Linked DNA regions of Homo sapiens: region 1 is linked to region 2. Evidence: chromatin contacts called from ENCODE Hi-C data. All regions are on one chromosome and are shown on one strand. The core of a region is the stretch at or near the end of the contact, and the rest is flanking DNA. Distances in the headings are between cores, read along the strand shown. Region 1 holds the start of GALNTL6 (polypeptide N-acetylgalactosaminyltransferase like 6). Region 2 holds the start of LINC02174 (long intergenic non-protein coding RNA 2174).

Region 1 (7,357 bases), core at 3,591-6,090, 170 kb before region 2:
TCTAAAATATAGTATTATTCTATGTATCATCCTAACTCACAGCTTATGACCTAAATATGTAAGTGGTATTTAATGCAAATACAGCTGAAACAAGAGAAGAGGAGCATTTCAAATGTTTAAACAGAAAAATGAAGCTAAGAATTACTTTACAATGACTATATAGCAATCATTCTCAGCTAAATATATTATCAGTAGATTCTTTTAATATACATATATATTTCTAAATGACATAAAGGAGATACTTATATCATCCCAATAACAAAAAAAGACAAAATTAAGTCAATTGAAAATAACACATCACAATTATAATAATGTAACATCTAAATAAAAATTTAAAAATATAATTTTTATAAAATCTTAAAATCTCAAAAACTTCATATTTATTTCAGTGACTTGATTTCAATTTTGCAGATCCCAAACCATAAAAAACTTTTAATTGTATCATGTTATTAAAACTGTTATATCGATCCTCTTTGGTTTTCTGAGAGTAAAGGAAAAAGAAAAACTTTGAAATAAATAACTTGGTAATTTTTACGTCCTTGTTTCATTTTCTGCAACATAAATGCAGAAGATTTTAAAATATTAGAAAATTATCTTAAATATTATTTTTAAATGAAGGTCTAGAAAATACAAACAATTAATGTGTAATCAGACAGTAGATTAGAGAAAAAAAGTGTTAAATACTAAACATTGTGAAAATTAATCCACATGGTTCCCATCAGTGTTTCCTGTTTCACTTCCCTTTATTTTATTTACTTCAGATTGCAGAATTAGTACAATTTGTACTCAATACTAGATAGAAAAATTATTAGTGATATCATCTGCTAAAATATAAATAACGTATATTTTAAAAGAATTAGCCATTCCATAATTTTGAATTTCCATAAATTAAATTATTTCCCTGTAACCTTTTCTAATAATTAAACTATTTAAAACAGTGCAAGTTTTTCAGCTCTTATGACCACTACCACATGATACTCAGAACTAGAACCCTTGGCTGTTTTACACATAAGTACTGTAAAAATAGTTCACTCATTTGGGCATGTGACTTGTTTGACTAGCCTCAGTACTTATTGCTGTCAGTGCTTTGATCTGCACATTATCTTCATCCTCAATATTTTGCAACTTGGGGAGAAGTATAGTAGTAAATGTGTTCTGGGGAACATTTAGCAATTAACCATGAAAATGTCCTTTAAAAATTAATTGCTAAATAGAAATAACATATTACCCAGTAGCCAAATTATGTTTCAATTTAAAACCTATGTGTTTAGCCACCTTGCTAACATTGCAATATACACATACATTAGCCAAATATTACATCACAATATTAAGCATGTTTTAAAAGTTGCTTTTTATTTGTTCCAATATCAATATTAATGACTTAACTCTTACTTACCCAAAACTTGCTTATTGAGGACAACATATCCTAATTTTCCTTCTAATTATAATAAATAATAGAATAAAACCAATGAAAATGAACTGTTTCTATTTTACAGTGAATTATATTTTTCATTAAGTAATCAATTAATTTTTACCTTTTAAATTTTATTTTTTAATCTATAAAAAGTATTAGTTTTAAAACCATTATTTAGGTAATATTAAAGTAGATGACTGACATTCATTTTGGGGCTTATTTTCTTCCCCACTTGGTTTCAAAGCCTCTACATAGAGTTATTAAACTGGAATGTCATACAATATCAATCAATTTCAGTTATTTATTCTACAGTATACGAAAATTCTCTTGCCACCCCATGTCTTTTATACCCATTACTTTATTACCTGAAATTAAGTATCATTTGCACTACAGAAGAACCAGAAATAAGGAAACAGTCAATTATTATAATGACAGATCAGAGAGTTAAACTGTCACAGTTTTTTTTTTCTGCTATTAGACAAACAATTTTCTCATTAAGGGTCAAAATTATAGAGTCAATGTGAAAGTTGTAAGAATCTCATTAATAAAATTAATTAGCGCTTTATGTTAGCTATACCAGCAAATACTTCAGATGGTTATTGTTAATTGAATTAGCAAATTTCAAGAAAAAATAATTTTGCCTTTCCTGTTTTACCAGCATGGAGTGGAGATTTTACATAATAGCATATTGACTACTAAAGTTATTAAAATCCTGTTTTACATCAAGGGTTGAATGATGTAAATAAGAACAAAAAAAGTTTCACATCCAAAGTGTCCATCTTCTTTTTTTCACTGGAATGACAAAACAGAATATACTTCAAACCAAAGTTGAATTCCTATTAGAAAGGATAATAAATATTAACAACTAAATGAAAATATGTCAACATTTTTCCTCGAAATAACAATCCACTAAAAATCCATGGACAACTCATTCTCTTTAAAGTTTAGAGACTGGTAATGATTTCTTGTCATAATGAAAAAGCAGATTACCTCTTTATATTGCACAACTAACCACTGTGCAAAAAGAAAATTAAACTTCATTAAGTATAAGAGCAAATATTTAATGGCCATTACTATATATTGCTGTTTTCCAGGAATGGACTACTTCAACATTTTCTATGTGTGGAAGGTACAGAGTGTTCATGGGTGATGACCCTTGAAATTAAGAATATTAATATTCCAAGGTGATGCACAGGACTAACTGAAAAAGTGGTTTATCAATATCATGAAGAAGACTGCATTCTGTTGTTAAACGTTTAATTACGGAAGCTATTTTATTTATTAACAAACAAGGAATTCGACAACATTGATTTTCATCAACATTTTGGGAAGTCTATTTTGCATTATTGTTCACCAGGGAACACAGTTATTTTGGTCCATGTTAAGTCATGAGGTATATACATACTAATGAGTTACATATTAAGTAGAAAGAAAACATATTATACTACATATCTTTAGTATGGGTGTTTCCAATATGACAGCAAGCTGTTAGCAACATACTGTTATCAAGCGACTGTGAAACGGAATGAACGTCCTTAATAACTCTGCCTGTGTGCCCCATGGCAGCACCTTAGCAACAGGGGAGACGAAAGAGAGACTTTAAGTTTCGACAGGGTAAAAAGCTGTTGCTAAGCAAAATTTACAACCAAAATACTGAAAACCATAGCTTGATTTTTAAAGAACCACTTCACAATCTTAATGATTTAGTTGGCCCAATTCACCTGAACATAGACATGCATGCCAAATGGAAAGCAAAAACCTATCCTTGTCATTAAACTTGCACCAAACCCACTCCCACCTCCATAGCTGAACAGTTACCTTTCATCCACCTCAAGTCAAAATCAACCTAAGACCAATGGTGAAAGATTATCTTCTCTTCTTCTTGACCTGTCTTATCCTTCTTTACTAGTTGTACATGTCACGATGTTACTGGCTGCAATCTTAAAACATCTACTTGCTTAAACCCCAAAGTCTCTAGAGTCTTGTAATAATCAGCTCTGTCAAGACTTGGGGGAAAACCCAAGGCGATCCCACACCGGCTTTCTCGAGTCCCCGCGCGAGGATCACTGCCTTACCAATCCTTGTGTGATCTTTCTCTGGGTGGCACTTACCTGCTGCTCCCCGGGCTCCGCTGACTTCACCAGGTGCTTATCCTTGTACAGAGACCAGAGACCAACGTTAGGCAGGAAAATTAAAGCCACCGTGAACAACAAAGTCATCTGCAGAAATCTCTTCTGTTTCCTCTTCATTGCAAATGGTAACAGAGAAGAAAAGTTAAAGGAGATGGCTCCCTGACTGCTTCTTGTGTTTAATGTCAAATTCCTTTCCTCTCCCCTGCGAAGCACCAGAAACTGAGAAGCTACAAACTTTTGTTGCGTGCTCAGCACCAATCTGCAGGATTCAGAGGGAGTTGGCCATCTGCAGAACAAACGCACAGTTACTTTCCCCCCAGAAAACTATGACGAAGGCATTATCTATTGGCTTAGAAATAAATGACTTGACTAAAGAAATCATTAAGCCCATTGACCTCCATTAATATAAAGCAATAGAGTAAATATGGTCGTTTCATTGACTAAAGGTAAGTTATAAAAAAGTCAACAGCCTGCTAGATACTTAGGTAACTGGGAGTTTTTGTTGCTGTTGTTGTTGTTCGCCCCCCACCTCCTTAGTGTGGGAGGGCTGGGTCGGGGTGGAGCGGGTTAGGAGACAGAACTGAGAGGAACTGGCTCAACCCCTTCAAGTGTCAGGAAGAAAAGTGTCCGCTTTTGACATTGGAACAGCGTCACCTTCTTCGTCTTCCCTGAACATCTTTTCCTGTGCTCCCCTTGGGATAACCCACCTGAACTCAAGTTCAACTCCCTCCGGAGCCAGCTTGCCGGCGGGCTCCACCGGGATCCAGGGACTCGGGATCCGGGCAGAACTCCGGTTCGGATGGAGGTCCACGAAGTGCCGGACCCTCGCGCGCTGTCTACACGCTCCTCTGCAGGCAGCGGCTGGGAGCCCCGGGAACCTGGTGGAAAGGAGGCTACAGATGTCAGCGGAGTCCAGCCAGGAAGTGGTGGCGCCGCGACGTCCCTTCCTCGCGCGGTCCTCGGAATGCGATCCTCTGAGAAGTGAGCGCTCTGCCCATCAATCTCGTCCCTTCCCCCGGTGACGCTCTCACGCTCCGCTGTTCATGTTACCATTCTTTTCTGGCAACTGAACGAACCCACAGGACCATCACGAGCACCTAAAGGGCAATATTTTTTGATCTCCTCTTCTCGTAAAGGGGATGGAGGCGGAGAAACCGAAGTCTGTGCTGGGCTTGGAAGCGGACGAGGGCGCTGCGAGGAGGAGCGGAAGGCGGAGATGCGCCGCGGCTGCACACGGTCGCCCGCGCCCCACTCCCCGGCGCCTGCCTTCCGCGGAGACGTCGCTGGTGTCTGCCACGTGCGGCAGCCCGGAGCCCAGGAGGGGAGGGCGGGCCGCCTGGCGGGGGTGGGCAATGCCTCCCGGCCTCCAGACGCTATATAAACAGACCCGGACGCGAGGCAGCGGCGGAGGGCGAGCGTGACGCTGGAGGAGGAGTGGGAGCTCCCAGCCTGCGCGGGTCCTCTCTTTACCTGCCAGGGCTTTTCCGGGTAATCTGGGACCGACAGGGATGCCAGCACCCCGTCATCTCACCCAAAGGGCGCCAGGCCAGAGATTCCTGGGGAAAAGTCGCCGGCTGCAGGCGGTTGTCCCAGGAATTCCTCCATGGTGCCGGCGGGAGCGCGGCGAGCCGGGGCGCGGCGGCTGCGGGAGGTGGAGGCGACCCGGGACAGGGCCGGTCCCAGGGAGAGGGGATCCCCCGAGCCGCGCGTTCCGCCGTTCAGGCCAGGTAGGGGGTGGGGAAGGAGGAGGAAGAGGATCCCGAAGCAAGACAGAGCTGAGGCTCAGAGTTCTCAGGCAGCAGCTTCTGGAGGACACCGTGGAGACCCAAGGCGGCTTTATTTGGGTCTGCAAACACCCGGGGCCCCGGTTAAGATTCGGCAGGGCCACCCCGCTCCTCCCCCGCCTTGCACGACCGCACTCCGCGCGCCTTGTCACTGCGAGGGCTACCTGTCCTCGCACACTCCTCCGCGATGGCCAGAAAACGTGGGACTCGAGATAAGACTCTGGCAGATGGTACTCCTCCCTCCGCCTAACGTATCAATGCACCAACGCCCCTGACCGCACACTCAGGAACCTGTGGCAGCCTCGCCAAGGGACAGCGTGCCCAGCACCGTGCACTGGGCACTCTTGGATCTGGAGCTCACAACTCCGGAAGGAATGGGGACTTAGATGAGGTGACAGACATGCATGCATGCAATGCAGGCTGAATCCGCCTGTCTGGAGCCAAAAATAAACGCCATGGTCACCTCTTTGTTACAACCTGGATATGATGCCCACATGCGTGGGGTAGACATGCTTGGGATAGATAAGCCTGTGGACTTCAGACGGTATTTTCTCTTTCCCTTTTTTCTTCTTTCTCGTCCTCATCTCTGTCCCTCCCTCCTTTTCTTCTCGCCCTATCTCTTCCTCCCTTTCTACTCTCTCTAGTGTCTCACTTGAGAAAGACCTAGATTTGAGTGGGAAGAGTTATGCCTTAAACTGTTCTCATTATAAATTCAAAATGTACTTGAAGAATACAGATCGACTGTATGATGGCATGAATAAAGCGCTATGCTGTAATATTTGTTTTTGTGAATCACTTGAATTTTAAAATAGTCTAAAAATATATTTAATAAATGTTGTTGAATGTGTCCTTTATATAAAGACCAATTACCTTTAGATTTTATATAAATGCAACTTAATCTAGAGTGCAAGGGACTTAATTCCTCACCCCCACCCCCACACATACACTATGCCTTTTGTAGTCTGCGTTATTTTCTAACCTTTTTCTCTCTAAGGAAGTGCAGTTTTGAAACACAGAAATGTGAATTCTGGGAAGCAACATAGCAGGGAGAGGTTTCCTGGGAATATTGTCAGGTGCTCAAGGAAATAAATTTGGAGAATCATTTAATTATATTGGATATATTTTTAAGTACTGATACAGTTATTAATTTTCAAAGTAAAATAACTCAAAAGTGCACTTGGAATTAAAAAAGTAAAATCTCTCACATTTTAAACAATACCTGTTTTTTAATACCTTAAAAAATAGTCTTGGATCAGGAATAGACATACTAGCATTCTATTTGTTGAATCCAGGGTGTTGAGTTGAAACATGCTTCACTGTTGTTAAACTAGCAAATGGTCTTGCATACAGCACCCATTCAGAGAAAATCGTTAATTACTATTACTTCCCCAATCAAGTACACGCAGAATACATGGTAGAAACTGAAAGGAGAAAATTACTATGTTTACTTCTGTTTTATAGCATAGTTCCAGACCATAACTTTAGCTTTTTCTCCTTTTCTGTATAATTTATTTATTTATTTTTGATTCAGAGCATAATTTCTCTTTTCCCTTCAGTCTGGTATTCTTTCACAATTCCTCATGTAAATTACCAACAGATGACAATGTGTCTAGCTAAAATGGGTATTTTAGGTTGAGTTTACAAACAAAAAACTTCAGACGACAGTTAATTTTTTTGCTCAGATAATCCAGATTAAATGCCAATATAAATGTGTGTGGATGTTGTATGTATATATGTGTATATCATATATATTATATATAATATATATTATATGTATAATATATGTGTATATTATATATAGAATACACATGGACATGGTCTTCTACATTTTGACTTACATAGAAAGTCACCCATTCTATGCCCTATTTGCACTTCCATTCTGTTAGGATTCAACTGGCAACCTCAGATTATCAGAGTCCCATGCTGCTAATAATGTACTAATAACTATAGGGACACATTGGAAAGAAAACAGCAATATTCAGTGACCTTGAATAACTTACACTCTAGTTGAAAATGCAACATAAAGA
Region 2 (6,883 bases), core at 2,466-4,965:
GGGCACCAGCGAGCCCAACATGTCAAGCCATGCTGAGCCCAGCTGAGCCCCAAGAGCCCCTGTACAGCGTTAGCAGGGCAATTACACCTTTTACAAACAACAGTGGCTCAGAGCCAATTATAAACTCATAGAGGTTATATAACAAGTGGAGGTGTGCACCTGCGTGCCAAACTCGATAAGTCATGAAGGCCTGGATATCTGCCTCCGCCTATTGCTTGACCAAAGCACATCCATGTACCTTACACCACCAAAGTATGTAACCACAAAATTTGAAAACCTTAACTATAAAGGAAAGTAATTAAAACTTTCGGAGAAGAAAACCAAGGTAATTTAGGAAGTTTAAAGGTGGAATAAAGACAAGGAAGGATTTATTAAATGTATAACTGTGATGGCTAACTTTTTGGATATTATTTGAACTTTTTTAAAAAACCGAAGAAAAGGCATACAAATTAACATGTTTACACAGGAGCCATCAGAATGAAGACGCAACTTCCCAATGAGGTACAGGAGCTTATGTATCATCTTGAGGTTACAGAAAGAATGGGCACTTGGATCGTTGTAAAACAAGTTGTGGGAGAAGGACTACGAAGAATTCCATTGAGGGGCAATAAATGATTACTAGGGAGAAAGATAGGATCTAGAACCTAAATTGATTGTAAATAATGTTCTTTGGATTTTAAATAATTGGAGACACTCACTATCTTGAAAAACGGTCTGTTCATCTGTGGTTCCTGTAAAGGATAATGAGATAACAGGAAGGGGAACAGGAATATTTGTTCTCCTTGGTGGGCCAGTTCTGTCTTTATGTACATAGTGGAAAAGTCTCTTGCAGTTCTTGTTGACCCCTAAGGATTACAAAAAACAATAATTTGGGATCTGAAAACAGTTTGACCTACTAAATAATTTGCCTAAGGCTATGCAGCTACTTGAGAGGCAGACTAGGCTTCGGGGCCTGACAGCTGACTCCAGAGCCTGGGTCCTTAGCCTTCAACCTATAGTACCTCTTATAGAAATGATCAGCATTTATTGAGTGCTCACTGTCTTCCAGGCATTGTGCTAAAGGCTTTACATATATCAACTCATTTGCCTTCACCATAACTCAAGGTAGGCATGATAATCATAGTTGAAGAAACTAAGACCCAGGGAACCTTAGTGAATTTCCAAAGGTCACACATATAATAATTGACTGAGTCAGGTTTTGCACACAAACCAGCTGGCTCCAGAACCTGGGCCCCATATTTTGTGCCTCTTATATGTTTATGAGTATGGCAGAATTTGGACTGAGACAAGCTTTCATTGTAGTTCAGAGAGTTTGGAAGAGGGAATCTTCTGTGTGTGTGTTTTTATTTTACTTTATTTTTATTTTATTTTTCTGTCAAACCTCAAAGCAGATGCTAAAGGCATTACATTTGGTAGGACACATGGAAGATGACAATATTATTTTCTGGCCTGCTCAAGATGACTGATACTGTCATTTAGGTGAAACTGGAGATTGACCTAATGATTTCTTCAAAAATAAGCAAGGAAGTGAAAAAGAGAAAGGAAGAAAGTGGTGTAAAAGGATAGAGGTAGCATGTGTGAAAGATAGGAAGAGAGACTATAAACGGTATTTCAGCCATACCAACTCTAGATATTTTAAAAACAGTGTCCCCAAGCTGTGTGAACAGTGAAGGGGCACACTTCTCCCACAATACAGCTTGCTCTTTTCTTTCAGCCACATTGATAGAAACATATAGTTGGTGTCTTACTAGGTTCTTTAAAGTTTCAAATACTAAATGTTATATGAATCATTTTATAATTACTAGGTGAATTATGGTATGAATCACCGTGAGCACTAAAACCAATTGACAAGTAGCATTTGATGATGGTAGAGTAGGCGATTCTGCTCTTGTAGTCACCTGATAGGTTGTTTGCTGCACAGGCAAAATCAATTAACTGACACCATGGCATTGCAGTAGAGAAAGAGTTTGACTGACAGGAAGCTGGCCATGTGGGAGAAGGAGTTATTACTGAAATCTGCCTCTGCACAGGCTCAGAGCTTAGGGATTTTATGAACAATTTGGTGGGTAGGGGGCTAGGAATGGGTGTTGTTGATTGGTTGGGGATGAAATCATAGGGTTGTGGGAAGTGGCCCTCTGCACTGAATCCACTTCTGGGTAGGACCACAGGACCAGTTGGGTCATGAGTCATGGGTTCAGGCAGGGTCAGTCTGAAAAATATCTCAAAAAACAACAACAAAAAAGAAATCTTAGATTCTACAATAGTGATGTTATCAGTAGGAACAATTGAGAAAGTCACAAGTCTTGTGACCTCTAGCTAGATAACTCCTGAGAAGCAGAGGATTATAGAAACTATTGCTACATTTTAGCAGAATTCAGGCCTGTCGCATAATCCTATTCTTATGGCCTTTCATTAATCTTACAAGGGCAGTTTTTGTTTCCTGAGCAAAGAGGGAGTTCATTTTAGGGAGGGACTATTATCATCCTTGCTTTCAAGTTAAACTATGAACTAAATTCCTCCCAAAGCTAGCATGGCCAAACCCAGGAATGACCGAGAACAGCTTGGAGGTCAGAAATAAGATGGAGCCAAACATGTCAGATTTCTCTTACTGTCATAATTTTGCAAAGGTGGTTTTGCGTGCACACACACAGTCTCTCTCTCTCTCTCTTTCACTTTCTTGTTCTCTTGCAAACTCCCTCTTACTCTCTCTCATTGAGTAAAACTGAAAAACTAGACTGAATATATATTTAAACTTACCAGGAAGTATCAAAGAGCTAGCAAGACAGTGATGAATTATGGAGCAAGATCCAGGATGCATGCTTTGTGGTCATAAACGACGTGGTAAAATAGTAATATGTAGGTGAACAGATTTGATGTGGTTAGAAAATACAGACGTATTTTCCACTTAAGGTCAAGAATGTTCACTTTTGACCCTTTTGAGGTTTTCATTTTCCTGATTTCATTTATCAAGGTCTCTGAGCTATTGATTTCCAGCCACCCTCTGTAACTCTAAACGCTGTTTCTTAAACTTGAGAGAAAAGCAGCTCAATTTACCAGAAAATTATTTAGGCATATCAAAGAGGTTTTAGTTTGTTTTCTTTTCATATATCCTCTCTAATAATGGTTCCTCCTTGGATTTGTAAAATTGACAATCTTAAATCATAGGACAGTATATTCCTAGAATAGGAAAGGAATGAAAAAGAAAAGAAAATATATTGCCCACTCTTTCTTATTTTTTGTTCCTAGCTTCATTTGTCCTCCATCTCATTTTCAGAGAATCACCTCCACTATTGTTTTGGGAAATATGTCCCCACAGCTGCCTCCTTCCTTATGAATTGGTTGAAGTGCCAGCATTCTTCAGCTGAGCCAATCAGAATCCTTCTCAGTCTGATTAGGAAGGTTCCTTAGTTTGGATCCTACTAAAATTTCAACTCAACTTGTTATCTATTTTTAAGTAATGAAATGTAAACATGTACACTCTTGACTATCATATTCTGATTCAAGTATTGGAAATAAATAAATATGATTGGCTACATGAAAGTACAGTGAGTTAAACGGAGAGATAGAAAGCAGGAAGTTGGAAAGGGAATTCTGATAGTGATCCGTTCCTTGATTCCAATTTTTCCAGAGTCCTAACTTGAGACTTCTTATCCCCTTGGACTTTGACTCAGCAAGATGCTTTGGTGCGTTGTTAATATCTTTGCTTCCTTCTTCAGCTAAGTTTACTTGGCCTATTTAAGGACAGTCACAAAAGAGAGTTAATGGATACCAAAGTTTGGAAGAGACAGCACTATCTCACTGTAACTTGGAACTGAACCGTAAGTGGAAATTAATATTCTATAGGTAATGAAAATTCTTCAGGAATATGCAAAGCTTTTCCCCCTAAGCCTCGGAAGTACAAAATGACATATTAAGTTTAATTCACTTAATAGAAAAAATTAAATGACCTCTATAATTATTAATATTGTTAATAGTTCCTTTAGGATGTTTGGCAGCTTTCTTTATTACAACTTTTGTTCTTTTTCTTTAGTCAAGGATTTGTTTTATTATGTTTAAAGAAATGAGCAAAATATATACATTCCATAAAATAATTAAAAATAACTACCCTTGAGATTTCAGACCCCAGATATTGGCTTCAAATGTTCCAGATTACAAATTGATTCACCAAATCTGAGATGAAATGTCAAAGGTACATGACCAATTATTTATGACATTTCATTTGTAGTTAAGGCTATAAATTGTTCATGATGAAGTCTTGAGAGAGATGCTTAAATGTCACATACTAGAGTGCTGGATTCTATAATAATTGCTACTTTTATGATTTATACTTTTTCATACTTGTTATCTTTCTACCATTTAACACTAAGTACATTTGACTCTGTACACTTTTAATTCAAATTTGGATATAGAAAAAAAAGAGAAAAGAATAGTGCTTATAGTGGTAATTGACTAAAAAAAGGTTAAGATGAATGCATTCATTGATAACATTGACCATAATTTAATTCATTCAATCTCACTGTCAAAGAAAATGAGAACTAATCAATTAGGTATTAAATATATAATAAAAACCTGCAGAATTCTATTCATGTTCACATTTGAATTGGAATCTGACTTTTCACTTGTGCCTTTAGTTTTAATCATTCATCATGAAAGTCTGACATTTCAATTGATACACAAAATTTAGTACAATTAATTCCTATTCAAATGTTAAATATCCCAAACAATTAACATCTGATGTGTTTCTCACACAAATTGGCATGCCTAGCTAATTTTTGGATACCTAAATTCATTCTTTTTAAAGAGTTATGTTAAAAATGTTTTGCCGGGAGTGGTGGCTCACGCCTGCAATCCCAGCACTTTGGGAGATCGAGGTGGGTGGATCATCTGAGGTCAAGAGTTTGGGGCCAATATGGTGGAAGCCCATCTGTACTAAAAACACAAAAATTAGCTGGAGAGTGGTGGCGGGTGCCTGTAATCTCAGCTACTCAAGGGAGGCTGAAGCAGGAGAATTGCTTGAAACTGAGAGGCGGAGGTTGTAGTGAGCTGAGATGGTGCCACTGCACTCCAGCCTGGGTAACAGACTGAGACTCCGTCTCAAAAATAAAAAATAATAATGAAAAATAATGTTTTAAGTTAAATAATGGAGAGGCTTATAATGTTCCAGAATTTTAAAACTTAACTTTTTGTTTTTCCACATTGCAAAATTTATTGTAAATCTTTATTTAATTCAAAATCAATCAGAATTCCATATTGGAAAGCATTAAAATGTTTTGTAAGTTTTTATGGCAGAATAAAGGTGAGATACTTCAATATAACTTTATAATAGAATTCTAGGATCAAGAGCTTGTGATTCAATATAATAAAAAGATATTAATCTGCTATAATTAAAATTATGTTATAGGATAAATAAAAAATTAAAAAGATAATTTACATGATCTCAGAGCATATCTAAGAATATGGGGAATATAACATATATTAAAGGGATATTTCAATGCAGTGGTTAAGATTGTTTTTTAAATTAATAATGTTTGCTTAATAGGCTTTCCACTTAGAAAAATAAAGCTTGCCTTATCAACTATATGGAATGATTTCCAAAGAGATTAATGTGTTAAATATAGAAACAAAAATATGAGCAGCAGCCTCAACATTTATGAGTCATTTTTAAGCAAGACAGGAAACCTGTCATAAAGGAAAAAAATGACAGGATAGGCTGCATGAATGTAAGAAATTTTAGGATATTAATATCCATTATAAGCAAGTCAAAAGATGATAGACTGCCGCAAAGTCTTTGCTTCATGTGAGTGAAGCAACAGAAGTTTCAAGTCACCGTTTTAAAGAATTTCTTCAAATTAGTAAAGCAACAACAAGAAATATTATAGAAAAACCTGGAAAATTGTTACCACCATGGCACAGAATCTTTAAGCTTCAATTTCAAGAATAAACATCTAAAATGTTCAATACATTTAAATGCAGATATGAAATCTACACAAACACATATTTTTAGAATAATTTATCATTTTCTTAGAGGTCTCAGATTTTACTATCTCCAGTTTTTCCTTATGTTTCTTACCATTCTGCTCTTTCAACACTGGAACTCCTTTGTTTAAGCAACAGAGCAGAATGTTATCAACTGACTTATGTCAATGCTTGCCTAATTTCCCATTCTTGTAAAGAACAAATTACCATTTTTCTTACATTAAATTACTATTATTGTTTTTATTTATTATTTATACTTGAGGTCTTGCTCTTTCACACAGGCTGGAGCACAGTGGTGCGACTATAGCTCACTGCAGCCTTAAACTCCTGGGCTCAAGCAATCCTCCTGCCTCAGCTTCCTGAGTAGCTGGGACTACAGACACTCCACCATGCCCAGCTAATTCACTTTTACTTTTGTTTTCAGAGATGGGGTCTCGTTGTGCTGCCCAGGTTGCTCTTAAACTACTGATCTCAAGCAATCCTCCCACCTCTGGCTCTCAAGTAGCTGGGATTACAGGTACTTGCCACTACGCCCAGCTGTCTTGCATTAAATTATATAATGAACAGTAATTGAGATGATTTAGATACCTGCACTAGTCTCCATTATAATATTTCACACAATAGTAAATTATTATTTTTAATTGACTATCAAATTATTGGAACTAAAGTGTCTGCTAAGGCTTTGAATCTATGCAAGCCTCTATTATTACACTACTTGATATTCTGATATATGTGGCCCTATCAAGAACACTGTTCTGCCAATGGAAACTCAGTTCAATCAAATGATAGGGAGCTCTGGACTTTCCCTTATTTCTATTTTCCCAATTTCTTCCCCCAGTCTGCTTAGCTCTCTGAGTTAATGATGGAGTCATTAGGGCTTGTTTCAGCTTGAGTCACACAAACAACA

What was found. Hi-C counts contacts between places; a loop is a spot of excess contacts on that map. Pooled maps may share reads with other maps.
Region 1: a loop to region 2 is called in a pooled map, with 2.5 times the contacts of the local background. The contact joins the promoter of GALNTL6 here to the promoter of LINC02174 in region 2. A Hi-C loop is called at or near these places in 6 of 37 single-sample maps with no recorded cell type and 3 of 50 pooled maps.

What each region holds. Positions count from the first base shown.
Region 1 is chr4:171,810,887-171,818,243 of GRCh38, reverse strand. It overlaps GALNTL6 (polypeptide N-acetylgalactosaminyltransferase like 6), which reads right to left and starts at 4,840. Exons shown (of 13, transcript NM_001034845.3): 1 at 4,254-4,840; 2 at 3,526-3,832. The coding sequence starts at 3,663. LOC441052 (a long non-coding RNA gene) reads left to right here and starts at 4,637. Exons shown (of 1, transcript NR_134656.1): 1 at 4,637-6,106. RefSeq lists an enhancer at 4,480-4,629 and a silencer at 4,870-4,919.
Region 2 is chr4:171,635,595-171,642,477 of GRCh38, reverse strand. It overlaps LINC02174 (long intergenic non-protein coding RNA 2174), which reads left to right and starts at 3,715. Exons shown (of 5, transcript NR_147157.1): 1 at 3,715-3,818; 2 at 6,401-6,493.